Regions from separate parts of the Mus musculus genome. Here region 1 is linked to region 2. Evidence: chromatin loops called from intact Hi-C (ENCODE). Cell type or tissue: heart. All regions are shown on one strand. Each heading gives the region's core, and the rest is flanking DNA. Links, peaks and the distances in the headings are about the cores only.

Region 1 (16,281 bases), core at 4,674-12,673, 230 kb after region 2:
TGTCAAAAGAGACTCTCGGTGCTGTCTTGCCTTCTGTTTTTCATTTGTGACAGGTTCCCTCATTGGCCTAGAACTTCACCAAGTAGGCTGGGCTAGCTGACGGGCAAGCATCCAGAGGTCCACCTGTCTCCACACTCCATCTTGCAGTCCTGGGACTGCAGGTGTGCACTGCTATGCCCAGGTTTTTAATGTGGGTTCTGAGGTTCTGAAATAAGGTTCTTAGGACTTCCAGGCAAATCATTTGTTGACTAAGCCATCACCTCAGCCTCCAGAACTAACAGTTTTGAGCTAACATATGAGATATGGACACAAAATCCATCTTTACTACTAATGAGAAATGCAAATTATCCTTTTTCCTATATGTGCTAGTATGCTTTCCGTTGTTATGATAAAAACACTCTAGCAAAAGCAGTCTTACGAGGAAAAGGTTTGTTTGGCTTACACATCCCGATCACAATCCATCACTGAGAGAGTCAGGACAGGAACTCAGAAACATGTTGCTTCCTGGCTGGCTCACTGGCTTGCGCTCAGCTAGCTTTCTTATACGTCCCAGGCCCACCTGCCTGGAGACAGCACTGCCCACAACAGGCCCTTCAGGCAATTCCTCTCAGACATGGCCACAGGTGGGTCTGAGCAAGGCAGTTTTTTAGTTGAGGTTCCTGCTTCCCAGATGACCCTAGGTTTGTGTCAATTTGACAGTAAGAACTAACCAGACACTGTACATTTAGAATAACCCTCCTCTACAGATCAGACCAGATCAGGCCTGGTTTGTTTTTATATATATTTATTACATGTTGCGTGTGCATGCATGCGGAAGTCAAACTACAATTCTCAGGAGTGAGTTTTCTCCTTCCTCCATGTGGTTCCAGTCCGGAACTTCAGTCACCAAGGGAAAAGCACCTTCACACACTGAACCATCGCTCTGGCCCCAGACCTGGTCCTTCCCAACCATTCCCTTTATGCCTATAAACCATCTGAGGAAGGCTGAATGCTCCACAAAGGAGGAATATAGGGGGGAAAGTGAGGCTATATTTTAAACCACCATTGTAAAGAACAACAAAATCAAAAACAGAAAAAAGTAAGAAACGCTTGGTTTGAAAACTGAAGATGTGTTGACTCACTTAACTAGAATCCAGAGTTAGGGTAGATTTGAGGCCCTATCAAAAACCCAGTATCTTCCTGCCTTTTGCTGTTATTCGTAGGATCATTTTTAAATTGTTTTCCTCATGGTCACAGGGACAACTGCCAAAAGCACTGACGGTTATATGAGTCCTTGTTTAGATCTAGCCAGAGTTTTAAAATCACTGAATTTTTTTAAAGTTTTATGAATGTATCTTATGTATGCTGACCACCTCCCCCTCATACTGTCCTGCCCTCCCTTTTCTTGTCCCTTCTGATCCTGTTAGTCCCTGCAGTCCCCGAAAATGGTTCCACTTATGCTCTCAGGTCATATATGCAAATATGTCATTGTATATCTATATAAATTCTAGAAACAACAAATTAAAGAAAACACAGCATATTTGTCTTTCTGAGACTGGCTGAATATGATTATCTCCAGTTATATCCACTTTCCTACCAACAACATGACTGGAAAAATCCCATTGTGTGTTGAAACCATGTTTTCTTTCTCCATTCCCCCATGGCTGGGCACCTGTGTTGGTTCCATGACTTAACTGTTGTGAACAGAAGCCCCAGGGAACACCAGGGCACAAGCATCTCTGTGATGTGTTGACTTGGATGGAGTCCTTCAGGTAAATACCCAGGAGTGGGCACCTACGAGGTATTGTTAGGTTTTTGAGAAACCACCATCCTGTCTTCCACAGCAGCTGGCCTAGTTTACATTCCCACTCTTCCCTGTCGTCCACATCCTCATCAGCATTTGTTGTTACTGTCACTTGTTTCCTTCATGACTGCCTTTCTGTCTGGGGTAAGATGAATCCTGATGTAATTTTAATATGCATTTCTTTTTCTGATAGTACAATTGAGCATTTTTTTCATACATTTATTGGCTATTTCTACTTTGTCTTTCAAGAAACGTGTTAGTTTTATTAGCCTATTTATTAATTGGGGATTTTTTTAAGATTTCATTTATTTATTTATTTATTTATTTATTTATTTGTTTATTTTATGAATGTGGGTACACTGTAGCTGTACAGATGGTTGAGCCTTCATGTGGTTGTTGGGAATTGAATTTTTAAGACCTCTGCTTGCTCTGGTCAACCCCACTCTCGCTCAGTCCCTGCTTGCTCTGGTCCAAAGATTTATTTATTATTATACATAAGTACATTGTAGCTGACTTCAGACACACCAGAAGAGGGCATCAGATCTCATTATGGATGATTGTGAGCCACCATGTGGCTGCTGGGATTTGAACTCAGGACCTTTGGTAGAGTCTCTGGTAGAGCACCAGTTGGTGCTCTTAACCCGCTGAGCCATTTCACCAGCCTGGTTTTATTTTTTAATGTTTAGTTTTTTTAAGTTCTTTTTATATGTTGAATTTAACCCTTTGTTAGATACATGGCTAACAACTTTTTCCCCATTCTGTAGACTATCTATCCCTTCACCCAAGTAACTGGTTCCTTTGTGATACAGAAGTTCTTAAATGTCTTAAGGTCCCATTTGTCATTGTTGATCTTCATTTCTGGGTGACTGGTGTCCAGCAAGAACATCCTTGACTATGCCTATATCTTGAAGTGGTTTGTTACAGGGTACTTGATCACATTGTAAACCCTGAGATTGTGAACTGGAAAAAAAACTGTTTCTTGTAGTGGTGTGGATCAGCCCTATCACATACCTTTAACCCAAGAGCTTTCTGTAAACAAGAGTTAAATAAAGTCAATAATAGTTTACGAGGCGAAGCAAGAAACCAGTTGAGAGGGAGTGAACATAAGTTATCAGAAAGGAGCGTCTTTGAGTTGAAGAGGATTAAGACAGTGTAGAGATTGGAAAAGGACCTTTTCCTTCTGGGTTGTTGGTACTGTAGGGAGGTCAGCTGAGTGCTTTCTCTGCCTCTCTGACACATCCACACAGACACATCCAGAGGTGTGTCTCCCTTGTAATTCTAAATCCAATCGAGATGACAATGAAGATTAACCATTCCATAGATCCATCCACTGGTGGGTCAGAGTCCCCAGTAATGTCTGTGCCCTCAAATCAGGTGATCTCAGAGCCCAGATGTGCCAGAACAATGTAACAGACATTACCCTGTGCACTTGCCAACCTGTCTCTCACTGTTACCTAAAAGTGACTCATTTTCTTCCACCCCAAAAGGGCCCATCCACTGGTAAAGAGAAATGTTGCAAAAAATAATAATAATAATGAAGTGTGGTTCATATGCTGGGCCTACATCATGACCCTGACGTTCACCAGCTTCACAACTCCAGAGAGAGGATGCAGCCCACACCACAGCTTCTTCATCTGTCAAATGGAAGAAATGGGGGCACATGATCCCAAAGATGGTGTGAAGAATGAGATAATACTGTGAGTGCTGAAAGAGATTAATACTGCATATGTGTATTTGTGTATGTGTGTATATCCATCTATAAGTGTGTATATATCTGTGTCTGCATATGTATGTATGTATGTATGTATGTATGTATGTATGTATCTGTGTCTGTATATGTGTGTGTATCTGAGTCTGTATATGTGTGTATGTATATATGTGTTTATGAATCTGTGTTTGTATATGTGTGTATGTGTGTATGTATATGTGTGTATGTCTGTGTCTGTGTATGTGTGTATATATTTGTTGTGTCTGTGTATGTGTGTCTGTGTATATCTATGTCTATATATGTATGTATGTGCATTTGTGTATGTTTATCTGTGTGTATATATATATATATACATATATATATATATATACACACATACACATATACATATACATATATGTCTGTATATGTAGTGTGTGTCTGTGTGTCTGTGTGTGTGTGTGTGTGTGTGTGTGTGTGTGTGTGTGTGTGTGTCTGTGTGTGTGTGTGTCTGTGTCTGTGTCTGTGTCTGTGTGTTTTCCAGGGTTCTTATATTAAATGAGAAGGGCTATGGACAAAGTGAGTGTAGTATGCACAGTAGAACCCAGACTCAATCTTAAAGCCCCTAGATTTGGCAGCTAGGATTCAATTTAGCTAGGGGATATGGAACCCCCTAAGCCACTACTTCCGCATTTTGATATTCCAATGACAAGAGGCCTCTTTTTATTTGTCTAAGGGAACCACTAGTCCCAGTAAAGCCCAGAAAATAGAAGAAAACTGTCCCCTATCACTTCTTCTTCAACTTCCCCTAAATAATTAGGTAGACCCTGGCTTTGGCCTTGGGAGACTGAATATCCCTCCTCCTCCTCACAGGGAAACTGAGCTCTGCCAATCATGAAGTCTTCTGCTTACACCTGTCACCCACAACTGGAAATGTGTCCCCTCACAGGACTGGGACTGTTCACGGATGTGTAGTCAGGGGTTTGGCTTGATCTCCCATTTAGCCAAGAAAAATAGCAGCATTTGCTGGATCCAAGTGAAGCCTTTTAACTGTCCTAGTAACCCAGATCGCTCCTCCTTCAACGGGCCACCAGGCTAAACTGCATCTTGCCTTTGCAATAACCCTGCTCAGCTTTCCATGGGACTTCCATCTGTTCCCAGGTTTCCACACACTGGCCTGGAGAAGTGAATAGTTTACCTCTGCAGCATCAGAATGGTTAGCTACTTGCTGAAGCAGGTGCCTTTTGGACCATCTCCCATATGAATTCACTTCCAAAGTACCCTTTCCTTCTGCTACAGCTAAAACCTTTTGGGGAAAACCAAGCATGACTAAAGATGTTCCTTTCTGTTCTCTTTATGATGCAAGCTGAACATGCCCATAGGCATCCCACCTGCGATTTTAACCTTGTGAACCTGCGCTCAATGACTTTGAGCTGAGTATACCCAAAGAATGTTTCCACCCTCTTTCCTTCTTGAACTATGACCTTAAACAGAGTACTTGGAAAATACACTTCGCACCTGAGCATGCTCAGACCGTACCCAGACCAGGAGAATGCGCATGCGCTCCCTGAATAAAGTCCACATGCTTCCTTTGTTCAGGGAAGGCAGGCACTGCTTTAGAAATAACTCCTGTGGTCACCTGATCTGCTGCCGTGGAAAGTCTTTTTTTTTTTTTTTTTTCTTTTACTTTTTTGGCCATGCACATTTGGGTCCTTGTACTTACCAAGATTAGAGGAACTGAAGTTTTCTGCTACAAAACCCCTTTGACCTCGGCCAAGCAAACCATCCTGATTGTGGAGAGAGAAAATGTTGTAGGTCAAGAACCAAAACTGTTGGGGGCTATCTTTAGCGTGCTCTTTGATAACAATTTACTACCAACCTCTGAATCAGACCTAATATCCTCTTGACTTCTAGATAAAACTCCAGGAGTGAATTGCTAAGCTGATACACTTAGCCTCCTACCAGACCTGCAGGCAGGAATGTGCTAAGACCACTTCTGGATCCTGTGGCTCCCCCCGCCCCAACACACACACACCCTATGGAATAGAATAGTCAGGATGAATCCGAGACACAGTGAAGGTGGGAACCCCAGTTCTAAACGTTTCTGAAGGAGAGGATCTGCTGCTCAGAAAGCTGTGCTCCGAGGCTGAAGAGATAACTCAGCCCTACTGTTCTTTCCAGGTTCCATTCCCAGGCTTAGAGCTACACGTAACTCCAGCTCTTGGCCATCTGATGCCCTCTTCCAGCCCCCAAGGGCACTTTCATACGTGTGTGTGTGTGTGTGTGTGTGTGTGTGTGTGTGTGTGTGACACAGAGTCAGCAGGAGTCCCTCTTTGCAGGCCACCCACCCAGGTATCCCCCAGCTCACGAGAGCAACAGCAGCTGTGCAGGTCTCTACTGTTTGACAAGCCTTCCTTGGAGACTTGCGTATTTTTTCTCATTTCTCAACTGCCAGTAAAGCCCTGACTCCCATTCTCACTTCACAGATGGGCAGCAGGAGACAAATTAATGAATCCCCCATAGGTGCCCATCTCCTAATCTTCAGAATCTGGTGTTTTTAAAATTGATAGAACCTCTCTAGAAAGCATTTTGTATAAAAATCTTCGGTCCACTAACTCCACATCTGCAAATTCATCCCAAGTGGGAGAGGGGAAGGGGGGGGGGGACCATAAAAACAAATGCAAAACTCCGTGTATGCAAAAGTATTTACCACAGCTATTGGTTAGAAAATCAGAATAAATTTCCAAAACTAGGCAAAGGCCTGGATAAATTTGGCCACATCTTGTCAACAGAACATTATGAAACTGATTGTATGCTCACACTTTGATCTAACATAGAATAATGAGTTATAGTCTAATCTCTGATAAATAAACCGTTTTTCAGATCATATAACTACGCAAAAACTTTTTTTATGAAAAGGAAGGGCTGGAGAGTTGGTTCAGAAGTTAAGAGCAGGCACTGCTCTTGCAGAGGACCTGAGTTTGGTTTGTAACACCCACATCAAGTGACCCACAGCTAGCTGTTGCTCCAGCTTTAGGGGATCCAATTTCCTCTTCTGGCTGCCACAGATACTTGCATTCATGTGTGCATAACCACATACCTTCACACATACACAGCACAGCACATAATTAAAAAAATAAAACCTATGTGCACATACCTTCACATACACAATCACATAACTAAAAATAAACTCACAACTGGGCAGTAGGGGGGGGGGGACAAAGATGATATTCTCTCTGGAGCCTCCTGAGTGAACACAGCCTTTGACTTCAGCCTCATAAAACATTTCAAAGTTAATAAACGTGTGTTGTTTTATAATGTAGCATTTATGTTCATTGCTGTGATAGTCTTAAGAAACTAGGCGCAAAAGGTAAAACTCAAAGTAACTGCTGTTGCTAAGATGGAACCATTGTCTCTGGCACTCTGATGTCCACAGGGAGCCAGAAGCTCGGCACTTCATAAAGGAGGAAAGCCAGCTCCCTGCCCAGGGCTGCAGGCTACAGCCCTCCATCCTCCTCTTCCCCCTCAGCCTAGGAAAACTGGAGGAGGCTTCAAGGGAGAGTGGGGAAACCTACTTGAATTCAAGAGCTTATTTCTGTAGGAAATCACAGTCCATTCCAGCGAGTTCAGAACTTCTGAAATGAGAGGAAACTGACAATATATATCTAAAGACAATATGAGTTCTTATGCCGTTTTTAAAACTACCTACAATTGTAGAGAGGGCTAAAAGCTTTCTTTTTTTAGGAGAAATGTTAGTCGTGGGCGTGTAGTGTTTCAGCGTTTTAGACTGCGGATGGGGAATACTACAGAGCTTTCTTTATGTATTATGTGTGCTCCCATGCTTCAGGGGATCTGATGCACTGATCCTCAAAAGGCTATTCCAAGCGAGGAGGAGAGCTTGCTGTATATCCAGTACAGACTATACACACAACAGCAGAGCCCTTCTCTGGGAGGCAGAGACTCTGGTTCCAGAGCTCAGCTGTCAGTCAAGTGTGACCTGACTTGAGCCAGTTTCCTCCAGGCTGCTCTAATGAGAGAGCCTGAGTCAGGGATCTCACTGCAAGTAACGGTAGTGACTCTAGCTAAGAATAGCCTGAAATTTGCTGTCACTGGGAGACCAAAGAAAAGCTGGGATACCAAACTTGGGACCCAGGAGAACCCAAGGAAACCAAGCACAGGAATCATGGCAACGTCGATCCCTACGGACCAAATCATTAGGAGCCTGCTGTTTCCCCATGGTCACTCACTATTACAACTCAGCCTTGAAACACATGTTCCAAAGGTTCTGAAAACAACGCTTGGCTGAGCCAGGGTCCTGGTGCACCAAGAGGAGAAGACTTGGGTTCTGGCATGGGACTTTAAACAGAGAGAAGAGGAGTTGGGAACATAGCTCAGCTGGAAAACTGCTGACCTGCACGCAGAAAGCCCTGGGTTCAATCCCCTGCACTGAATAAACTGGTGTGCTGGCACACGGGTAATCCCAGCACTCAGGGAGTGGAGCAGGAGAATCAGAACATCAATATCATCTTTGGCTACATAGGATATTAGAGGCCAGCCTGGGTATGTACAGGAGACCCTGCCTTCATCATCATCATCACCATCACCATCACCATCATCATCAGCATCATCGAGGAAACAATGGCAGATCGTGTGAAGACAGGAATTCCTTTATATTCCAAATTCCCCAAGCCAGGAACATCAGCATCTTCAGAGACACTACAGCTTGGGTCCAGACTGGCAAGAAAATGTAGTGATACATGGGAGAGAGGGAGTTACCTAAGTCAATGAATCTACCTTCTTATGGTGTGTGGGCTTTGTCTACATACAAACCCACCATGTCTCCTTCCCATACCATCACAGTCCTTACTCTTTCCTTGGCTCCCACTCCAGCCTCCTTGCCAACCTTCACCCACAGATCCAGTCCCACTACCCAAGGAAGCTGCAGTCCTGCCGGCCCCCTCCTTCAGAGAGCCATCACTAATGTCCCTTTCACAGTGAACCTTCAACATCAAAACTGTCTCTTGAGACTCTTAGTAACAAACAAGCCACCGCCCCACTCTGGTCTGAGAAAACTTGTCTGTCCCTTTTCCTTTCTCTGGCTAGAGACCACCAGAGCCAGAGCCAGTTCAAGGGTTGAGGGCAGCCTCTGCTCTATAAAGTTCTGCCTTGGAGACTGCAGGGAGTCAGCTGTCTGAAAGATTTAGACTGAGTTGGAGGGACACCATGTGGCCACAACTAGTATGACATTAAGCCTGAGACCTTTCTGTAGTAGTGTAAATACTATGACATTAGGGATACATCAAGAGGAAAAGCTAACATTGACACTTAACTATCTAACACCACCATTTTTATTTCTAATCCTTTCCTTCAATGTTCGCTGACGATTGCAACCACACACATGGAATGTGCCTTCCTTTCCGGTGGCATCTGACCCTCAGCATGTTCCACCCTCAGTCAAGGCTTTCACCACCACTCTCCCCAGAGCTGGTCAGTGCTTGGTAAATTCTAGTGTTCTCAAGTGGCAAGTGGGGCATTGAACCACTGGAGCGGCGTGGTGACTTAGAGCACCATCACCAAGTGGTACAGACAGGTTAAGCCATGGCCGTGCTGCTCATGGACTGTGGGGTCTGAACTTCCCTGAATCCCATTCTCCATTTCTGTCTAGTGGATGGAGGCGGTGAAACTATTTCCAAGGTTGCTAAGAGCTGAAGGAGACAGTGTCTGAGGAAATGTGCCTAGCACAGCGCCTGACCACAGCCCTGACACAGGCACCCCTTCAGGACAGGATTCCTGGACAGGAAGGGATCCCTGGAGCCACACACGCCTACGAGCTGGCTGAAAGCTGAAAAAATCAAATAAGGCAGGTCAGACAGGTAGGTCTAGAAGCTTACAGTACAAGTAAGATTTCAAGCAGGCCCTTTTGCCTCTTCTTGCCAGAACCATGAGCTATTTGTGCCTATCGCTCCTCCCAGCTACAGGAGAGACCAGCTTCCTCACTGCCTCCTCAAAACCAAGGCACTGAGAATCAAGTTAACCAAGACATCTCACACACATACACATGCAAACACATGCACGTACATATGTACTACACATACATTGTTTACACATACATGAATACACACATTTATACACACATACATCCACATATCTACATACATGTATACACATACAAATTCTCATACACACTGGAGCATCATGAGGGATCTGACTGAGGTAACTCTGCCCAGAAAGTTTCTTTAGGAATCACCTGACTCTGAGTGGACCCTAAGGAGCAAAATAAAACAGGGAAGAAAAAGCCAGACCCACATGAGGGTTCTCCCAGAGTCACCCTCCGGAGAGTCGGGCGGCACTTGGTGCAGAAGCCTTTTCGATGACCCTGTGTTGGCCACACTGTGAATTAAAATCGCTCCCTCCCCCTGCTCTCCAGTCCATGTCTTTTTGTATAAGGAGTAGGCACAGGGAGAAATAAGGCTCGTGAGCCACCAACTGTGACGGCTTTCCAGGTTTTCTCAGTGTAAGAATAGTGCAATGGTCAGCTACAGTAGGGACAGACCTGTGCCATCAGGGAAGGTGTCCCAGAGGGAGTGTCCTTTGGCCAAGGTGATATAGAAGGGTCAAATTAAAGGCTGCACACTGATAAAGCTGTTTATTGCCATCCATCCAGCTGACCACCAGAAGGCCTAAACTAGGACAAGTCTATGGATCAAGTGGGAACAACTTCATCAGAAATCTCTGAGGAGTTAAACAAAGCACACACACACACACACACACACACACACACACACACACACCGTCTCCTCCTTATCTATCACTTGGGCTTTGTGCAGAGGCCCAAGCAGGTCTAAGGAAACCCCAGAAGCTGAGTGTTTAGTGAGCTTTGCCCACAGTCCCAAGCTTACACAAAACCAGCCTCTGCCACAATCACCCCAACAGTCTCCCCTAAACTCCTCCTTGCCGTTTCCACCTCCTCAGCCCAGAAGGTTCAGCTCCTGCTCTGCAAACACCTCCTCCTCCTTCACAACCCAGTTGCTCAGACGTTGCAAGGAAAACCCTTTCAGGATGGTCCCTCCATACCAGTGAGCAATTAGCTTTCTACAAACCACTTCATTAACCCTCTAAATAAGACCTACCGAAGGGTTTTCCTACTAAACTTGATGTTACAGACAAGCAAACCAAGACACGGGCAGTGAAGAAGACACAGCTAAGCCCTATGCTGCTGGGAAGTCTTTCTATCAGCAGGTCTGCTCAGAGCAGGAGACAGACACAGTGCTAATGCCGGGGCCCTGGAGGGCTAGCTCAGGGTACAAAATATTGTAGCCTCTCAGTAAGCATATGAATAAAGAAGGCAAGCAAATATGCCTCTTTCCATCTGTTCTCAGCTAGAACCCAGCCACAAGCACCCTCTCCTCTGGCTCTGCTCTCGATTCCCCCCACCCCACCCCCAACCCCCGTGTCTCCTGCCTCTCCTTCACCAAGGCCTATATCCCCTTCCTCAAATCCAGCCACCTAGTGGTCAAGCCCTGAAGCCCCTACCCTGATGCTCACCATGCAACAGAGAACACCCTCCCCACCCCACTCCTGGCCCCTCCATGTGGTATTAGCTGAAGGAGTTGCCAGGCCTCTGGAGCCATCTCTTTTCTGGGACTGGGCCAAGCCTCTCCTCACATCTCTGCCTGCTCCCTCAGTGCCTCTGGTCCTGCTCTTGATTCTTCTCTTCACTCCCTTCCCATTCTTCTTCCTACTTGTCCCCTCCTCCCCAGCCCTCTGCCCAGGTCCCCTCTCCCTTTCTCTCTCACCTCCTCCCTCCATTCTACCCCTGGCCTCTCTAGTTTTTCCCCTCTCTGCCTTCCCAGACCTCCCACTCTCTCTTCCGTGCAGCCAGCCTTGGCCTCTCTCCAAAGGAGGTCAGCTGACTGCCCTGCTCTTGGGAGCTTGCGTCAGACCCAGCAGACCTTGGGGCCCTTTCCTTGGACCTCTAGAGGCCTCATTACAGCCTCCAGGCCTCCTACTACCAGCATCAGAGCCCTCCCCTCCCTAGGGGACATGTCCCCAAGCTCTCTGGGCCCCTCGCCTCCATCTTGACGCTATCAGGAATGAACACAACACAGGATGCTCTCTGTGAGCCCTGGGGGTGGGTTCCAGAAGAGGCCCAGCACCCGTACCTTATCAGAGTTTACTCCCATTTTTATTTCCCTTGAATCTTAAATGCGATTACTCTGTGTGCCAGACATGTAATCTCTGTCTTCCAGGAGCTGGTGGGAAAGAAACACTAAGCTGTAAAGTGGTAGATAAAATAGAGGGATTCACAGAAATGGGTCATTTGTCTGGCATGGTAACATGTGCCTTTAATTCCAACACTAGGGAGAGAGAGACAGGAGGATTTCTCTGAGTTCTAGTCCCACCACAACTACATAGTAAAACCAGGTTTGGTTTGGGGGGGCCAAGGATGGGGATCAACACTGGAGAGATGGCTAAGCAGTCTAGAGCAATTGCTGCTCTTTTGGAGGACCCAGGTTCAGTTCTCAGTGCCCACATCTGGCACCCTCTTCTGGCTTTGTCAAGTACCAGGCATATACACATGCAAACAAGCAGGGAAAAATACTCCGTTGTACAAAATGTAAATACACAAATAAATATAAATACTCAAATAAATAAATACACAAATAAATGGTTTTCTTTTTAAAAAAAAAAACTACATTTCTGAGTAAGTAGTTCAGTTAATATTTAACTCAGAATTTTCCCCAGCATCCCAGCATGACAGATGATGGGCTTATATATACTGTCAGCCCACTATTTCATTCTAATATTCAATCAACCTTTAAAAGGGCTCATGTAGCCCAAACTAGCCTGAAACTCACTATGTAGCCCAGGCTGGCCTAGAATTTCTGATTGGCCTTCCTGTGTCTCTCGAGTGCTGAGATTCCAGTCATGAGCCACCACACCTAGGTTATGTGGCACAAGAGACTCAGTCCCAGGACTCTGTGTACACTGCACAAGCACTCTACAGGCTGAACTACATCCCTAGCCTGAATTTCCAGTTTCGTGATAAGACATCACTTTTGCTTTCTTTCCATGAATAACAGAGGCTAGATCTGGAACCTGGCTTTTTTCCCTGGTACTAGGTTATTGAACCCAGGGTCTTGTGTGTGTGCACTAGGCAAGTACTCTACCAGCTAAGCTAACCTCTGCAGAGCTAGCCTACAGAACTGCTCAATTGCTACCAGCTAAGCTAGCCACTACAGAGCTAGCCTACAGAGCTGCTCAATTGCTACCAGCTAAGCTAGCCACTACAGAGCTAGCCTATAGAGCTGCTCAGTTGCTGACTCTTTCCAGTTCTACCAGTCACTACAGTACCACTTACCTGGGCAGTGTCAGAGGCAGCTCTGTTAGTAAGCAAGCAAATGTTAGATTAGCTGATGGCTTGCAGCTGCTCTATCAAAACCGCTGTGTTTTCCTCAGTGAAATTTCTGTCTGAATGACTCCATTTATGTAGCAGAAACAAGCTAATATCCTATAGATGCTGTTCATTTCCTTCTTTACTGAGAGGATACAGCCAGGGACTTGCTTTCATGGAGTGTCGTGTGTCCTTACCAGGTGTCCCCACACCCAAGTCTCCCTCCCAAATGTTCTTGTTCCCCAGGTACTTGTGTTCTGAGAACATTTGAGGTATACTCCTGCCTCAAAGGACTCTCCTCTTCCCCTGGGTGTGATCTCCGGATATTTTTTAGCCCACATTCTTAGGAAGCCAAATAAAGTTCCCTCTTGTCAATAAAGCTTTCTCAGAATCCTTCGGGATTTTTTTGCCTCTAAGCTCAGTACCTGTAATGGTACAATCAGAAGAACTACAAAGCACTGTTACTTCTAAACATGCAATAAGAAAGCTGGCGTGGTGGCTCATACCTGTAACAGGCTATGAAGGGAGGTACCTGAGTTTGAGGCTAGCCTGGGCTACATAGAGAGTTACAAGTCAGCCTGTACTAAATGGCAAATGGGGAAAAAAAAAGCATGACTTAGATGTCAGACTGAACCAATTCATATCTCAGCATCTACTTATTAAAATAAAATTAATAAAACTTGGGAAAGTCCCTGAACCTCAATCTTCTCATCTAGGGACAGAGATAGGCCTATGGGGTGTCTGAGGAAGTGGCCTGAGCACAATGTGAAGTGCTTTGCAAGTCCTGCATACTAGATAGGCAGTTGGTGTTCTTTTTATCATTACTGATAGTGTTGAAAATGGGAGCTAGACGTTCACTAGCAAGTTCTGAAGTTCATTGATTTAATAAAGTAATTTCCTACCAGAGGAAACTAGCTGTCAAAGATTTTCACATTAAAAACTAGTGGCAACTCTGAAACTCCAGTGACAGCCCACTCCCTAGGTTTTGGCCATCTAGTGCCAATTGTCTGGGACTCCTTGTTCAGAGGCCCCAGAGGAATGCTCACTTGATCTGTACTCAGCTTCTAGAATCTGGAATGATTCTAACAGCGAACTCTGACCCCTGGAATGTGGGAGCTGGAACTGATGCTATGGATAGCCTCTTCTATATGTAAGGAAGCAACATCCCTGACTCATCCACCAGGCAGGGAAGTCACCTGACAGGCAAACAGCAGCACTGACTGTGACCCCATAGATCCTGAGCTCAGAGCTCAGCACCGCCACGTCTTGCAGGCTCCTAGAGAAAGAAGGGCTAGGGTTGCCTTCCATCTCCTCCAGCCCTGTGTCCTTCCCAGAGTTCCACAGACAGCAGAAAACACTGACTCGTTCTGCAATTGTTACATGTGTAAAAGTCCTGTTGCTGCAACCTTCAACCCCTTCTGAAGCTACAAGTGAGGCACTTCATCTTCTGAGGGCCAGACAGAGCTCAGGGGTGTTGAGCAAAGGAGCAACCAGAAAGTTCTCCCAAGTGCTCATGGTCAGCCTCTGTACTCCATGCCTGTTCAGGGAACCTCGACTTTCTCAAAGGCACATCTACGGACTGGTCAGTTAGCTCAGTCGGTCAAGTCTGTGCCTTAGAAGCATGAAGACCGAGTTCATTATCCCAAAATCCTACTTAAAAGGAGCATGGCCACCATGTGCCAATAACCCCAGGGTTGCAGCAAAAAGGCAGGGGTATGCAGAGACCAGAAGATTCTCTGGAGTTTTCAGGCCTAGCTCAAGACTCAATGAGAGACCTTGCCTCAAAAATAATGAAGCAGAGAGTGACAAAAAGAGACACCTGGCCTCTTCCTCTGATCTCATGCATACAAAGACATTGTCCTCCAACCTCCACACTCAAATGCAATCGCACCTGAAAATATGTGCACGTGCACTTGATATGCACTTGTGAATGTGAAAACACACACACACGCAGCCGCTCTGGGGAATCTTAGAAAGTCGGCAAACCCCCTGTGTTCATACACATGGATGGAAGCCAAAGAGATGACCAAGGCTATGTGGAAGCACATCGTGTTCCTGATGTAGCATAAGTCCAGACCCATACCCTCACTCTGCCACGGCTTCACCTAGGAAGAAAGCAAAGAGGAGAAATGAATGTTTGTCAAGCGAATGACTGATAACCAAGGGTAAAATTCAGTCACCACCCACAGCACTGCCAGTCCACTCTGAGCAGCTGAAATTCCCCAGATGGCGTCATTGACCTACCTCCTGCCTGACAGGGTTGAGCCTGGCTCCTGTCTCCACACTCTGGGGCTTTCTCGCAAAACATATTCTAGGAGTTCCTGGCATACAGGACTCACAATAAAATTCACCCAGTGGTTCGTCTTGCCTGAGTCAAATTTCACGGTCATGATGGCTCCCATAAAGTCCCTTGGCTGAGAGGACTCTTCCCCACAGAGCAGAAGCAAGCTTTGATGGATGAGGAAACTCCACCAAGCTGAGGACCAGAGGAGACCCAGAGGAAGTTCTCCCATCCCATAACTTCTAGGAATTCAGCCATAGCTTGTATCCTGAGAATCCAGCCAGCTATCTCACTGGCTCCGTGTGACCTCATCCTAGCCCTGACCTCACCTGATTCCTGTGCCTCACTCAGTCCTCCAAGCCTTTTGCTCATGACTTAGTGTCCACATGACCATAGGGTTAACGGTGGATACCAATCACTATAATGGCAGGCTCTGGAGCCCAGAATCCACAATTCTACCACCTCTAAAAACAGAGACATGTGAGCAGGGGATACAGCTTACTTAGTAAGATGCCTACTTGATGTGAAAAAAAAAAATCTGTATCCCTCAACACCACATACTCCAGAAGTCATGATGAGAATCTGTAATTCCAGTGTTTGGGGTAGTAGAAGCAAGAGGATCAGAAGTCCAACGCCCTAGAGAAAGCACCCAAGGAGCTGAAGGGTCTGCAACCCTATAGGGGGAACAACAATATGAACTAACCAGTATCCCGGAGCTCTTGACTCTAGCTGCATATGTATCAAAAGATGACCTAGTCGGCCATCATTGGGAAGAGAGGTCCCTTGGTCTTGCAAACTTTATATGCCTCAGTATGGGGGAACACCAGGGCCAAGAAGTGGGAGTGGGTGGGTAGGGGGTGGGGGGGCCTGGGGGACTTTTGGGGTAGCATTTGAAATGTAAATGAAGAAAATACCTAATTTTAAAAAGAAAAGAAAACAAAACAGAAAAAAAAAAAAAAAGAAGTCCAACGCCAGTGCTGACTGTATAGCAAGTTAAGGCCAGCCTGGGCTACATAAAACCTCCTTTCACAATACCCACACACGCATGATATGTGCCCTCCCTCCCACCACCTGGATTCTAAAGCATTGCAGCTGGTGACACACACAGTCCCAGACAAGCCTGTTTACTGATCACT
Region 2 (16,281 bases), core at 4,225-12,224:
GTGAGAATTTTGGTTTCTTTAAAAAAAAAACATAGAAATGGGGGCTGGAGAGATGGCTCAGCAGTTGAGAGTACTGACTGCTCTTCCAGTGATCCTGAGTTCAATTCCCAGCACCCACATGGTGGCTCACAACCGTCTGTAATGAGATCAATGCCCTCTTCTGGTGTGTCTGAAGACAACTGCATTGTATTCACATACATGAAATAAAATAAATTTTAAAAAAACCAACATAGAAATGTCATGGGAATTGTAGGATATAGGGCTGTTTCAGACTGTCCACAGCAGCTGACTATGATTTGCCTTGCATTCTAGCAGGGGCGTAATTTTGCCAGCTGCAGATAATTTTTGTAAATGTGTGACATCTGGGATTCTGGAGACTTTTCAGAAGATATATGAACGTTAGAACCCCTATGAAAGAGGCTGGTGGGCCACTTGGTGGTTGGATGCTGTTGGTTACTATTGATTGTTGTTTGTCAGAGTTTGTCAAGTGTCCATGTGCAAACAGATAAAAAGAAATTAGATATCCCACTGGGTGAAGATCTAACTTGCTCCAAGGAAGTCAATGCCCCTAATCAGCAAGAAGTAAGTCTAATGATATTGACACTCCTTTTCCCCTCTAGCTTCTTTTACTCCTACTTAGTATTGGGGGTTGGGGCTGGAATGGATAAGCATGGAGAAGGGTGATAGAAATAGAAACCTATAGAGTACCCCAAAACCTAGCCATACATGCTCCTGTTTTCTCACCTGGATTTCACTTCTAAGAACTGAATTCAAAGATTGGCTGAGTAGATGTGAACCTTCCTGCTGCACACTCACCAAAACTTTTTATAATTCAAAGGCAAGAAAAAGACTAAGGAAGACATCACTGGGGCTGGAGAGACATCTCAGAGGCTAAAAGCATCTACTGCTCTTGCAGAAGACCCAAGTTCGTTCTCAGAGCCCACATGGCAGCTCACAACCATCTGTAACTCCAGTTCTAGGGGCTCTGATGCCCTCTCTTGGCCTCCATGGAAACCATCTCCCCACCCCCCGACACACACACAAGTTCACATACATGTATGAAGAGAGAGCATTCATACACATACAACAATACTGCATCTTCACTGCTGTGCTGTAGAGAGATGGCAACATCATCTCTACAGCAGATGGTCATGTGATTTAGATGATACCTGGGCCTCTGGACTGTAACAGGAGAACCTGGAGTTAGTCTGTATGTGGGAATTTAAGAAAAGAAGGGACGTGGATCACGTAGCATAACAAAGTGAGAGGAACTCTGAAGTGGTCCCATGACCAGCAGAGAGAGGAGTTTTGGACAACATGGCACAGCTCAAAGAGAGCAGATGGAAGGACAGCTGGGGAGGAAAAACAACACCATAAAATCTGACGGCCTTGAGCCTGACCCTAGCAGCAAAAAGCCCTGTGCCTGTGCTGGTCAGGATGAGAACTGTCGCTCATAGACTCAGGCAACTCAGGTGTTTGAACACTTGACCCCCAGATGGTGGCACTATTGGGGGAGGTTTGGGTGGTGCAGTCTTGCTGGAGAAAGTGTCCCTAGGGGAGGGCTTTGAGAGTAAAAGCCTCACACCACTTCCATTCTGTTCCCTGTTTCATGCTTGCAGTCTGAAGATGTGAGCTCTCAGCTCTCTGCTCTTGTCACCAAGCCAGCCATTTGCACCATCCCACCCACCTGCTGCGGCAATGCCACCCTTCTAGGATGGGATTTTATTCCTCTGGAACCTGAAGCCCAAATAAATTCTTTGTTTTATTAGTTGCCTTGGTCATTGTGGTGGTCTAAATAGGAATGCCCCCCCCCAACCCCATAAACTCATGTGTTTGAATGCTTGGCCCACAGGGAGTGGCACTGTTAGGAGGTGTGGCCTAGTTGGAGGAAGTGTGTCACTGTGGAGTCGGGCTTTGGGGTCTTCTATGCTCAAGCTAGGCCTAGTGTGGCATTCCTTTCTCCTGCCTGAAGATCAAGCTGTAGAACTCTCAGCCCCTTCTCCAGCACCAAGTCTGCCTATACACTGCCATGCTTCTCACCATGACGATAATGAACTAACCCTCTGAACCTGTAAGCCAGCCCCAGTTAAATGTTTTCCTTTAGAAGAGTTGCCTTGGTCATGGTGTCTCTTTACAGCAATAGAGCCCTAACTGTCATGGTGTCTTACCACAGCAACAGAAAAGTAACACAGTGCCCAGTCTTCCGCTTCCCATGTGCTTTCATTTTTAAGAACTCCCCTCTGACCCCCAACTCTAATAAAGGCTGCTACACAGCAGACTTCTATGAACTGTCTGCTGGGAAATCAAAGAGGAGTTTCTTGTTCCAGGCTGAAAAGGTAGGAAAGTGAAGGCCTTGGAAGATCTAACAGGAAGGAGGGGAGATGGAGAGAGGAGAGAATTACAGAGACCAAAGCAAGAGTTTGTGTGTGGTGGGGGGAAGGCCATTAGTAAGAGACCAAGAAATTGGAAATGTCTCCATCAGGGAATTATCTCAATTTTATCCACAAATCTCACACATACACACACACACACACACACACACACACACACACACACACAAACCTTACTTCCAGCCAAATTGCAGGCCTGGGTGTGCTGTAACCTGATACCTGGTGCTGCAGGCCCTAGGTGCCAAGGTCTGGGTCCTCAGCCTTTGCCATGCACAACTGCATTTATATGCATGGAGGAGAGTACCTCACTGCAGGGCTCACACTAACCTCCTGCAGCTGTATGCTGGCCTATGAGAGCTGCCATCATTCACATAAAGGGAACAACACATAAATATGCACACCCTAACCAAACAAGAAATTCTCTGGAATGGAGATTGCCAGAGTCAAAGGCCTTATCTTGTTAGACAAGACCTTTTATAAATGATTATTGCATTTATTGTGTTGTATGTAGGTGGATGTGGTTGTAGTGGTGGATTTGCACATGCCACAGCGCACATGTAGAGGTCAGAGGTCACCTTTTGACACTGGTCTCTTTCTGCCATGTGGGACCTGGTGACTGAGCTCAGGTCATCAGGTTTCCCAGCAAGCACCTTTATCTGCTAAGCCATTGTGCTGGCCCACTCCAGGATATAATCTCTTTTAAAATAGTTTTTAATTTTAATTAAAATATAATTATATCATTTCTCCCTCTTGGCCTGTGTTACTGTCCACTGCTATCATGCAGTAAATAAGCTTTCTTCTCCTACATGGTTTAATGGGTGAACTGAGTCACCATCTGTCTCAGTTAGGGTTTTACTGCTGTGAACAGACACCATGACCAAGGCAAGTCTTATAAGGACAACATTTAACTGGGGCTGGCTTACAGGTTCACAGATTCAGTCCATTATCATCAAGGAAGGAACATGGCAGCATCCAGGCAGCCATGGTGCAGGAGGAGCTGAGAGTTCTACATCTTCCTCTGAAGGCTGCTAACAGAATACTGACTTCCAGGCAGCTAGGATGAGGGTATTAAAGCCCACATCCACAGTGACACACCTACTCCAACAAGGCTACTTTTCCTAACAGTGCCACTCCCTGGGCCAAGTATATACAAACCATCACACCATCTCTTACAGTATTAGCCAGTTCATCACAGAATCACAAAGTTGAAGATACTCTCAGCTTACCATGCCATGTACCAGGATGGTGTCCCAGGATGCAGATGCCAAATGAACCCGGAAGTAACCACAGCCAAGTATCCCCAGTGGTTATCTATGAGTGATGGGACTATATGTTAGTCCAGCTTGCTTTCATCCTTTTCTATGGTTATGTCTTCCGATCAGGTCTGTAATACAGCAGTTCTCAACCTGTGGGTTGTGACCCCTTGAGGGAGGGTCAGATGACCCTTTCACAGGGGTCACATATCAGATTTTTACATTATGATTCATAACAGTAGCAAAATTAGTTATGAAGTAGCAATGAAAATAATTTTATGATTAGGGCTCACCACAACATGAGGAACGGTATTGAAGTGTCATCGCAGCATTAGAGAGGTTGAGAACCGCTGCTATATATATATATATATATATATATATACACACAATCAGTTTTTCAGATCTAGATTTCCACATCCTCAAGCTCAACCAAATAGCCAAGATGTTAGGGGGAAAATTCTATCTATACTGAATATGTATAAACAATTTTCCTGTCTTTATTCGCCTAACAACACTGTCTAACACCTTCATTCATGGTGTTCAAAATGTATTGGATATTGCAAGTGACCTACAGCCAATCTAAAGACTATAGAAGTGGGTGGGGTCTATGGCAATGCGGTACATTTCATGGAAGGGGCTTGAGCAATCTGTAGATTCTAGTATCCAGAGTGGAGGGGAATCTACAAAGCAAGCCTCCTAGGATCTGAATGACAGCTGTGTCTTTTGTAAAAATGTGAAGTCAAACTAGCGAAATAAAATCCCTCCGTTTGCCAGCACACCTGCAGAGCAGCCAGACACTTGAGATAAGCAAGCTTTGTCTCCCATTGTTTTCTCTCCAGACAGAAGAAAAGCAAACAATCCTCAGCCCAGGCTCTTGTCCTAACCTGCACAGGACAAGCAGGAGAAATAGTTGCTGGGTAAAATCCAGGGGCCAGGCTCCTAACCCCCCCCCCCCCGCCACCACCACCACCACCACCACCACCACCACCACCACCACCACCACCATCACTCTCTGTAATTAGGCTTTGCCAACAAAGCCTCTGGAAAAGACCCTGAAGCTCCCATCTGGGGCAAGTCAGAGCAGAGACATCACTAAGGTACTTTCTGTCCCCACCCTCCTCATGACTCTCACATTTTCATATACTTTAAAGAAAATGTCCACACAGAAAGGGGATAGTTTGGGGCTGAAGAGATGGCTTGCTCAATAAAGTGCTTGCCAAAAAAAAAAAAAAAAAGTGAAGACCCAAGTTGGATCCTCAGGACCCAAGCATGGTCACATGTCTTTGTAATCGCAGCACTGGGGAGGTGGAGGAAGGCTGATTCTTCAAGCTCAGTGACCCATCAGCCTAGCTGAATCAGTGAGGCACCAGACCAGTGAGGGACCTTGTTCAGAAAGCAAGATGGATAACCCATGAGGTATAATACCAGAAGTTGACCTCGGGCTTCTACACACATACACATGTATTAGTCAGGGCTCTTCAAAGGAAAAGAACTGATTATTATATATATATATATATATATATAATGTATATATATATATGTGTGTGTATATGTGTGTGTGTGTATTCACATGGTAAAGAAAAGGAAAGAAGACACAAATATTGCCTAATGTATGTGTATATCTGAACAAACATATTTTTAACAACAACAAAAAAACAGAAACACTAATGTTAGTTACAATAATAATTTCTGCAACTGGTTCATGTAGCCTTAGCTGATATTTATAACTATTTTCCTCTACTACCCATTCTGTATTTCCTCCACCTTCAGTAAGCACCTTATCATGTCTTGGTTCTTTTCTTGGAGAAGTGACTCCTGTCTTCATTTCTGAAGGGTCCAGTCCCTTTGTCATCCAGCCTGTATTATCGAGCTGGTGTCCCATTGACTTTAATCACAGAACATGGTAATACCAAGAGGTGCCCTAAAGGATCCCCTGCACTCCAGACATTATCTTCTTTACCTACGTTGTGGAGATGCAATCCAATTTCTCCCTGGTAGTCTGGATCAATCACCTCTACTAACACTGTTATTCCTTTCTTAGCCTGCTGGCTTGATCCAATCAAGAAAATTCTTTACAGGCATGCGCAGCTGCTTGGAGTTTAGTTGATTCCAGATATAATCAAGTTGACAAACAAGATTAGCCATCTGCACACACACACACACACACACACGTGCGGGCGCGTGCTATATGACTCTTCCTGAGAATAAATGACCATGTCTCTTCAACAAGTTGTCAGCCAGAAGCCTTTTATCCTTTCAGAGACCTGAAGAGCCACCATTTCTGAGTTGGAGCTGTGGCTTGTTCCTGATAGAAGATGCCTTCCTTTGAGCTCTCTCTCTCTGGCCTCGTGAATCTTGGCAGAAAGCTGCCCTCCTATGGTGATGACTCCCATATTAATTTAAGTCTTTTCCAGATATACTTACTAATTAAAATGTGAAACCATTTTTATCCCTTTAATTAAGATACAAGATGGGAAGTGTAATTTAATTCGGTCCATTGAAAATAGGACCATTATTAGCTCCACAACTTGCTTCCATTAAAGATGGCCGTGTTAGACAATGCTCTTTGTTCTCCCCACTTCAACTGAGCTTTGGCATAAGCACTGGGTCCTGACACCGCTGTGGGCATTTTGGCAACTGTAACCCTACTAAAAAGGCCCTGAATGGAAGCAGGAGGTATCACAGACGTCCGCACTAGGATCTTTTTTCAGCTTTGAGACCATGCCTTGTTTAGATACCTCAAAAGGCTGAGCACATATTGTTTATAAACACTTTCAGGAGAGTGAAGATATAGATAGAACCAGGACAAACAAGAGTCACCCAAGAGTGAGAAAACGAGCAGGCTGCTGCTGAGGGAAATTGAATAGAAGGTGGTCATGTACTAATGTAGAACAAGGAGGTGGAGAGATGACTTAGGCTTAGAGCATTGGTAGCTCTTCTGGAGCTCTGCCCTGGCTGAGAGAGCTACAAAAGTTCATAAACGAAAGACACACAGCACAGTGTCTGCTCCACAGAAGCCATTTCCCAACACCCCTTATTCTATACTCTTTCTTGTGTATTACTCCGGTCTTAATGTTTATGGGAGTCCAGTCCAGTGTGTGTGTACAGGGTGGTAAGCACACTAGTGTTTGAGGGTCAGAAGATCATGCCTAAATATGGTAGAGATGCTACCATTCTATCCTACATTCTTTGAATGAAATTCTCCACAAAAACAGCTGAAAACAGAACTAAGCTATAAAGAGGAATTCCTTTTCTGCCTTGGACAAACCCCAAACAGGTCAGTTAGAGCTAAAGACTGAAAGCCAGTCCTGTGGTCTCACAGCTAGGGACTGAAGATCAGGTCCTCAAACACCCTTCACCACCCTGTCTTCTCTACTACGTGGTCTAGGCAACATGGCACTCTGGAAGTCGGGTCAGGGATGTTGCATCCTGCCTGCAATATGTAGCTGATCACCTTCTTTGGGTTAGCAATGAACACTGTGGAAGTTTAATCCTGTCTCCAAAACACAAGCAAAAGAATTTGTAGTTGAGTCTCCATCTTAGTTAGCCTCGGTTTTTAAAACTGCACATGAAGAAGAAAGGGGCAGTTGCATATAGTGTCTGATTCTCTAGGAATAAAGATGTCAGGGAAAGTAGGTGGCTCCTCTTGGCTGCAGCCTCCCTCCATTCATGTGAGAGAAAAGACTTCCTCTGAAGCCAGAGATCCCCACCTGCAAGCATTCAGTGTCTGAGAAATATACTAACACACACACACACACACACACACACTCAAATAACAAGAGAAAAATAAGCCACTGTTACACAAGTCTATGTGTATGTTCCTTGCATCTACTGGCATCAGAATTCTCTTAGACACTTAGAGACAGAGAGGTCTCTGGCTCACTTATCCCAGAGTGAAACTGTTGGTGCCTTGAGCCTCATTAGTGCTTTGTACACACACCTCCTATGGCCCATCTAGGACCTAGTTATCAAATAGCTACTATGTGTCAATCACTGTGCTGGGCTCTGGACAATTGAGAGAAAGGAATAGCTAAATCTCTCATGCTTTCATTCACACACTCTGCTCCAATGTCTTTTTCCCAACTCGGTTCCTTCCTCACTGCCTGTGCCCTAGGTGTTCCTGGAAAGAGCATGCCTTCACTTTCCCCCTCTTTTTGGTTACTGGCCCTTGTTCCTGGAAAGAGCATGCCTTCACATTCCTCCTCTTTTTGGTTACTGGCCCTTGTTCCTGGAAAGAGCATGCCTTCACTTTCCTCCTCTTTTTGGTTACTGGCCCTTCTCCATGACCAAGCTGTCTCCAGGAAGAAGCAGCAGATTTCTTCTTCCATTTCATATTTCAACTTCCTTTTCTTTTAGCATGAAACCAACCAAAACCACCCAATCCCAAACACAGCTATTGTCCTCAGATCTATGTAAAGTGTGTTCTCTCTACCACATACCCTTGTATGTTCAACTGCTTGCCTCCCCTTCCTCCTTTCTTCCTTGCCCCCCCCCTTTCCTTCTTCCTCTCCCTCTCTCATTTTTTTCCAGTCTCTCATCCAGGTTTCCCACTCATTCATTCACTCATTTTTTTATTTATTAAGCAGTTGCTATGAAGGAGACATTGAACTAGGTACCAGGAATGCTGAGATGAATGAATACAGGTCCAGAGCTGTCTGAGCCCCCACAGTCTCATGTGGGCAGTGAAGACCTTTATAAATGTTTATAAGAGTGGGAAGGGAGCAGTCCCAGGGAAATGACACAGTTTCGAGTAGTGTGTGGGAAGTTAGCATTGACATTTGAACTGAATTTTGAAGATAAAGAAAAGGGGGGAAAGGCCACCCGGAGGAAATGACTCGGTGGCTTAAAATAACAGGACATAAATAAAAAAGCAAATGTCAAAAGCCCAGTGCAATGATCTTTTCAATAAAGTCTATGAGGGAAACCGGATGTCCATATTCAGAAGGGTCAAACTAGACTGCAAGTCTCTCACCACACACATTCTCTTTCTTTCTCTCTCTCTCTCTCTCTCTCTCTCTCTCTCTCTCTCTCTCTCTCTCGCACACACACACACACACACACACACACACACACACACACATGTACACACATGTGCACACATACACATACCAATTCAAAATGGATTTTGGACTGAAGGCTAAGCCCTGAGACTATGCAGGCCAGCAGAAACCAAAGGAAATGTTGGAGAAAGACAGTGTGGGGGTGAGGAGATGCGTTTCTTGGGTAGAACTTGGTTGCACAGGAAACTAAACACTATGAGCCTGAACAGAGCTAGGAGAGCAGCATGGAAGAAGCTGTCTGGCACTCCCTGCCTGACAAGGGACTAAAATCAGAGCATGCAAGAAACAAAGAGAAATTCTGGCAGCTAAACACCAAAGGGTCAGATTTTAAAAACAGGCACGTGATATAAATGGACTTTCCTCACTTTTCCTCTAAGGAAAACACAAAAATAGCCAAGAAATTGATGGGGAAAGCATTGCTAATTGGGAAAATGCAAATTTAAGCCATGAGAAGATCCCATCTCAGCCCTGCCAGCAGGGATGTGATCAAGAAGATAAAAACAGTAAACAGTAGCCAGGCTGTGAGAAGGGGGACCATGACTCCCTTGATGCAAATGTGCATTAGTACAGCCATGACTGAGAACAGCATGGGACGATTATCCTCAAACACTTCCCGTAGAACCACCATATGATCCAGCAATCTGACTCCAAAGTGTATTTAGAAAGAAATGGCAGTGAAAGCATTAGAGATGAATACACTCTTATTTACTGCAGAACTGGTTTGCAGCAGCCAGCATATGTCATCATATCAGCCAAAATGTCCATCAGTGAAAGAACAGATAAAGAAAATGTGGTATAGATACACAAATGGAATATTATTCAGCCATTTGCTATAATGTGGGTGGGAACTGCAAAACATGCTAAGTTCAGTAAGTCAAGCAAACATCATATACATTCATAGACTCATACACAGGCACTAAAAGGATCGATTCTATAGAGGAGAAGAGAATAGAGTCTATCAGAGGTTGGGAAGGGCAGGCGGGAATGAGGGTGACTACAATGGAAGAAGGGAAGCGTTAGGAAAAGGATACAGTCCGATCTGAGGAATTCTAGTGAGTGTGTCCCATAGCACTCGCACAGTGGGGTGACTACTGTTAACAGTGATTCGGTGTGCATTTCAAAGTGGACAGGACTTTGAAATTTCTCAACACACATAAAATAGATAAGTGTTTAAGGCAATAGACATGACAATTGTTTTGATCATGACACATCAAATATACCAAAATATCATACCATACCCCATAAATATGTATAATTATTGTCAATTGATATAACAATAATGTTTAAATTCTTTTCTTTTTGGTGTTTTGAAACAGGGTTTCTCTGTGTAGCCCTGGCTGTCCTGGCTGACCTCACTCTGTAGACCAAGCTGAATAATGTTTAAATTAAAAATATGTGCTTAAAAACACTTTATGCTCAGTATGGTGGTACACACCTTTAATCCCAGTCTCAGTACTTAGGAGTTCTGTGAGTTTGAGGCCAGTCTAGTCTACATTGCACGTTCCAGAACATTGAATTATGTAGTTCTAGCCAGAACTACATAATGAGATCCTGTCTCAAAACAAAATCACAGTTAAATCTCAGTAAGATTAGAGAGTAAAGGAGGCTGGAAAGATGGTTCAGTGGTTAAGAGCACTGACTGCTCAGTCATGATTATGGGGGCTTAGATCTCAGTGAGCAATTTACAACTCCTTGTAACTTCAGCTCCAAGGGAGCTGTCGCACCTTTCTGGACTCCATGGCCCCGTGCATGCATATGCATACGCGCGCACACACACACACACACACACACACAGACAGACAGACAGACAGACAGGCAGACAGATTGGAGAGATGTATGAGAAAAATCATACCATAAGACTAAAAAGAGACCTGATGAATTGGAGAATCCCAGCATCACACTGAGATCTAGACTCTGTTGCCTGGAAACCATCAGAAGCCACAGGAGAGGAAGCAGCAGTTTTTAGAAATGGTTCTGGCTGCAAAGAACAGGCACAGGGTTAGTCAGGGCTAAACAGTGAACCAAGTGAGAGACAAAGCCCGCTGAGGGTGGAAAGAAGAGGAAAGAGGATGGTGTGAGGAGGATATAGTTTTTAAGATGTCTGCCTCAGCAAAGCTAAAATAAATAAATGCTTCTTGGGCTGTAGCCAATGAGTTTGTTGAGGCTTGCTTGGAGCTCAGCTGTCTACTGAGAGTTCCAATACCAGTCTGGCCAGCCCAAAGTCAGTGAGTTCCCCCAGGAACATGCTGGCTTCTGCACCAAAGGCCCACTGAGGCACCTTGGGGGCCCAGCTGTGAGGCTGTCCCACTGATCTAGAGCTAATGTCCTGGCAAGTCAAAATATAATCTGCAGATTCCCCCTTCCTGGGTTACAGGTTTCACATACACAAGCATCACTGGATGATAGCATCAGATGTGAAAAAACACATTTATTCTTTCTCTCAATTTCACATCTCTAGGATCCAAGATTGTATTTTCATCAGCAAGTAGTCCTCTTCTTAATTCCATCTTATTCCATTGATATTGAACGATTCTCATTGCTCAAGTATAAAAGATTACTCCCGATTGACAGGTATCTTCAGAGCAAAGAAAACTTGATTTTTCGTTTGGAGGAGAAAAGCTATCAAGAGCTTTTCAAAATGGTAATGAGAAGAAGATGAAATGTGTCCCACCCCGGCTGTGGCTGTGACAATGATCTGTTCAGACAGGATCGCATTGTGTTTTCTCACTAGCTCTGTTAGGTGAGTTCATGCTTACTCTTGCACAGGTGGAAAAATGGAGACACAAAGAGTTTGGGTCACTTTCCCAATGTCATTCCACTGCTGGCATATAGAGCCAAGCTTTGAATCAAAAATCTTATTTGTTCCACCCATGACATCATGTTAGGGTGGCAGTGTTGAGGGGAATAGATGTTGCTTTTTAAAAAGAAATGCCTCCTACCCCAGTAGGTTTCACATGTGAACACTTGATTCCTGACTGGTAATGCTGTGACGGTTATGGAATCATCAATGTAAAAAGAAGAAAGGGTTGTTTTAGTCCACAGCTTCCGAAGGTTCAATCCATGGTCATTTGACCTTGTTGCCTAGAGTGGTGCAGTATGTCATGGCAAGAAGGTATGTCTGAGGAAATCTGTTCTTCTGCCCTAATTTATGGTGTGTGTGTGTGTGTGTGTGTGTGTGTGTGTGTGTGTGTGTGTAGACATGCATGTGTCACAGCACATATGTGGAGGGCAGAGGAAGTGTTATATATGAGCCAGGGTCTCTTACTCTTTTTGCAACTGGCCTGTGAGCATCCAGGAATTCTCCCACTCCACTTCTGAATTACCTGTAAAAGCACTGGGATTACAGATTCACACTGACACATCCTGATTTATGTAAATTAAGGGGATTCAAACTTAGGCCCTCACATTTGCATGGCAAATACTTTATCCACTGGGTCATCTCTCCAGCCTGAGATTTGTCCATTTATGGATGGTGGTTAGAAGTAGAAGGTTAGAGTCACAATAGTACCTTCAAGGACATATCCACAATGACCTAAAATCCCCCCACTAGGCTCCACCTTTTAAAGGTTCCTCTAGATCCTCCACCTGCACTTACTGTAGATCAGAGTGCACCCCTCCCAAGAGGATAGCTCTAACCAGGGAAAGAGATAAGACCCCATCCCAACCCCTACACCAGCTGGGACCCCACAGAGCCCAGCAGACTTAGGCCCTGTCTCACCCTGTCAGAGTCCCATCTCCCTTCTGGTCTGAACCTCCATCTGCATTTTCTGTGGATCAGCACATCCTCACCCCCACCCCACAGCCCTGCCTGCCTACAGGAGGCCTGCTCCAATTCAGGACACTCAGGCCAGCTAACACCAGAGACATCAAGATGATAAAAGGCAAACTCAAGAACATAATAAACAGAAGCCAATGTGATATGACACCATTAGCATCCTACTACACCATCATCCTACTACAGCAAGTCCTGGATAACCTAACATCTGAAGAGCAAGATTCTGACCTTAAATCCCATTTCATGAAAATAATAGAGGCCTTTAAAGAGTATATAGATAATTCCCTTAAAGAAATACAGGAAAACACAGTCAAACAGGTAGAAGCCCTTAAAAAGGAAACAAATCCCTTAAAGAAATGCAGGCAAATATAATCTAACAAGTGAAGAAAATGAACAAAATGGCCCAAGACCTAAAAATGAAATTGAATCAATTAAGAAAACACACATGGAGGCAACCCTGGAGATGGAAAACCTAGGAAGGAGAACAGGAACTACAGATCCAAGCGCCACCAAGAAAATACAAGAGATTGGAGAAAGAATCTCAGGTATAGACAATACCATAGAAGATATTGACATATCAGTCAAAGAAAATACCAAATGTAAGAAGTTCCTAACTCAAAATATTCAGAAAGCAGGAGCCATGTTCGTTCCCGGATCCTGCCAAGACTAGCCTGCACAGGTGAGAGTGTGGACTACAGAAGCTAACAGCTTCTGGGTCAGGCAGGAGCCACAGAGCTTCTAAGGCAGGACCCATTTGGGCTCCAGACATCAAGGAACCTTCCCTGCCAGAGGAGAGGTGTCCACGCCGCTGGGGAGGGATTTGCCAGATCATCTGCAGGAGCCATCTTTGTTCAGGATCCTGCCAAGACTAGTCTGCACAGGTGAGAGTGTGCACTACAGAAGCTAACAGCTTCTGGGACAGGCCCTGTTTCAGGCCTTCATCTTCTGCCAGGAGGCAAGTCTGAACAACAGATATCTGTTCACCTTCTCTGCAAGAGTAGAGCTTGCCTGCAGAGAGTGCTCTAACCACTGAAACTCAGGAGAAAGCTAGTCTCCCAGGTCTGCTGGTAGAGGCTAACAGAATCACGAAAGGAACAAGCTCTAACCAGAGACAACTATAACGACTCACTCCAGAGATTACCAGTTGGCAAAAGGCAGACATAAGAATCTTACTAACAGAAACCAAGACCATTCACCATCATCAGAACCCAGCACTCCCACCTCAGCCAGTACTGGGTACCCCAACACACCCGAAAAGATAGACCCGGATTTAAAGGCATATCTCATGATGATGGTAGAGGACATCAAGAAGGACTTTAATAACTCACTTAAAGAAATACAAGAGAACACTGCTAAAGAGTTACAAGTCCTTAAAGGAAAAGAGGAAAACACATCCAAACAGGTGATAGAAATAAACAAAACCATACTAGACCTAAAAAGGAAAGTGGACACAATAAAGAAAACCCAAAGTGAGGCAACGCTGGAGATAGAAACCCTAGGAAAGAAATCTGGAAATATAGATGTGAGCATCAGCAACAGGATACAAGAGATGGAGGAGAGAATCTCAGGTGCAGAAGATTCCATAGAGAACATCGGCACAACAATCAAAGAAAATGCAAAATGCAAAAAGAACCTAACTCAAAACATCAAGGAAATCCAAGACACAATGAGAAGACCAAACCTATGGATAATAGGAGTAGATGAGAATGAAGATTTTCAACTTAAAGGGCCAGCAAATATCTTCAACAAAATTATTGAAGAAAACTTCCCAAACATAAAGGAAGAGATGCCCATGAACATACAAGAAGCCTACAGAACTCCAAATAGACTAGACAGAAAAGAAATTCCTCCTGACACATAATAATCAGAACAACAAATGCACTAAATAAAGATAGAATATTAAAAGCAGTAAGGGAAAAAGGTCAAGTAACATATAAAGGCAGGCCTGTCAGAATTACAACAGATTTTTCACCAGAGACTATGAAAGACAGAAGATCCTGGACAGATGTTACACAGACACTAAGAGAACACAAATGCCAGCCTAGGCTACTATACCCAGCCAAACTCTCAATTACAATAGATGGAGAAACCAAAGTATTCCACGACAAAACCAAATTCACACATTATCTTTCCACGAATCCAGCCCTTCAAAGGATAATAACAGAAAAAAACCAATACAAGGATGGAAACCACGTCCTAGAAGAAGCAAGAATGTAATCCTTCAACAAACCTAAAAAAAGACAGCCACAAGAACAGAATACCAACTTTAACAACAAAAATAATAGGAAGCAACAATTACTTTTCCTTAATATCTCTTAATATCAATGGACTCAACTCCCCCAATGAAAACATATAGACTAACAGACAGGCTACACAAACAGGACCCAACATTCTGCTGCTTACAGGAAACCCATCTCAGGGAAAAAGACAGACACTGCCTCAGAATGAAAGGCTGGAAAACAATTTTCCAAGCAAATGGTCTGAAGAAACAAGCTGGAGTAGCCATTCTAATATCGAATAAAATCGACTTCCAATCCAAAGTCATCAGAAAAGATAAGAAGGGGCACTTCATACTCATCAAAGGTAAAATCTTCCAAGAGGAACTCTCAATTCTGAATATCTATGCTCCACATACAAGGGCAGTCACATTCATTAAAGAAACTTTAGTAAAGCTCAAAGCACACATTGCACCTCACACAATAGTAGTGGGAGAAGTCAACACACCACTTTCACCAATGGACAGATCATGAAAACAGAAACTAAACAGGGACACAGTGAAACTAACAGAAGTTATGAAACAAATGTATCTAACAGATATCTACAGAACATTTTATCCTAAAACAAAAGGATATACCTTCTTCTCAGCACCTCACGGGACCTTCTCCAAAATTGACCATATAATTGGTCATAAAACAGGCCTCAACAGATACATGAATATTAAAATTGTCCCATGCATCCTATCAGATCACCATAGACTAAGGCTGATCTTCAATAACAACACAAATAATAGAAAGCCAGCATTCACGTGGAAACTGAACAACACTCTTCTCAATGATACCTTGGTCAAGGAAGGAATAAAGAAAGAAATTAAGGACATTTTAGAGTTTAATGAAAATGAAGCCACAATATACCCGAACTTAAGGGACACAATGAAAGCATTTCTAAGAGGAAAGCTCATAGCTCTGAGTGCCTCCAAAAATAAACTAGAGAGAGCACACACTAGCAGCTTGACAACATACCTAAAAGCTCTAGAACAAAAGGAAGCAAATTCACCCAAGAGGAGTAGATGGCAGGAAATAATCAAACTCAGGGGTGAAATCAACCAAGTGGAAACAAGAAGAACTATTCAAAGAATTAACCAAACGAGTAGCTGGTTCTTTGAGAAAATCAACAAGATAGATAAACCCTTAGCCAGACTCACTAAAGGGCACAGGGACAGCATCCTAATTAACAAAATCAGAAATGAAAAGGGAGACATAACAACAGATCCTGAAGAAATCCAAAACACCATCAGATTCTTCTACAAAAGGCTATACTCAACAAAACTGGAGAACCTGGATGAAATGGACAAATTTCTAGACAGATACCAGGTACCAAAGTTAAATCAGGATCAGGTTAATGATCTAAACGGTCCTATATCCCCTAAAGAAATAGAAGCAGTCATTAATAGTCTCCCAACCAAAAAAAGCCCAGGATCAGATGGGTTTAGTGCAGAGTTCTATCAGACCTTCAAAGAAGATCTAATTCCAGTTCTTCACAAACTATTCCACAACATAGAAGCAGAAGGTACTCTACCCAACTCA

Evidence for each region. Hi-C counts contacts between places; a loop is a spot of excess contacts. Peaks named below come from ENCODE experiments on the same cell type or tissue, not always from the same donor. Only the 100,000 strongest peaks of a DNase experiment are listed, where the experiment ranks them.
Region 1: a loop joins it to region 2, with 5 times the contacts of the local background. A loop is called at or near these places in 5 of 42 quality-filtered maps.

The regions. Positions count from the first base shown.
Region 1 is chr7:111,174,895-111,191,175 of GRCm38, reverse strand. No RefSeq gene overlaps it. Among named protein-coding and RNA genes, the nearest start is that of Gm33098, 27 kb to the left of the region's middle. In heart, for the core only: a CTCF peak has its summit at 8,698; DNase peaks (open chromatin) are centred at 7,445 and 11,405; H3K4me3 peaks cover 828 bases; H3K27ac peaks cover 3,345 bases.
Region 2 is chr7:111,406,120-111,422,400 of GRCm38, reverse strand. No RefSeq gene overlaps it. Among named protein-coding and RNA genes, the nearest start is that of Gm33145, 130 kb to the right of the region's middle. In heart, for the core only: a CTCF peak has its summit at 8,321; no DNase peak of the experiment used is centred there.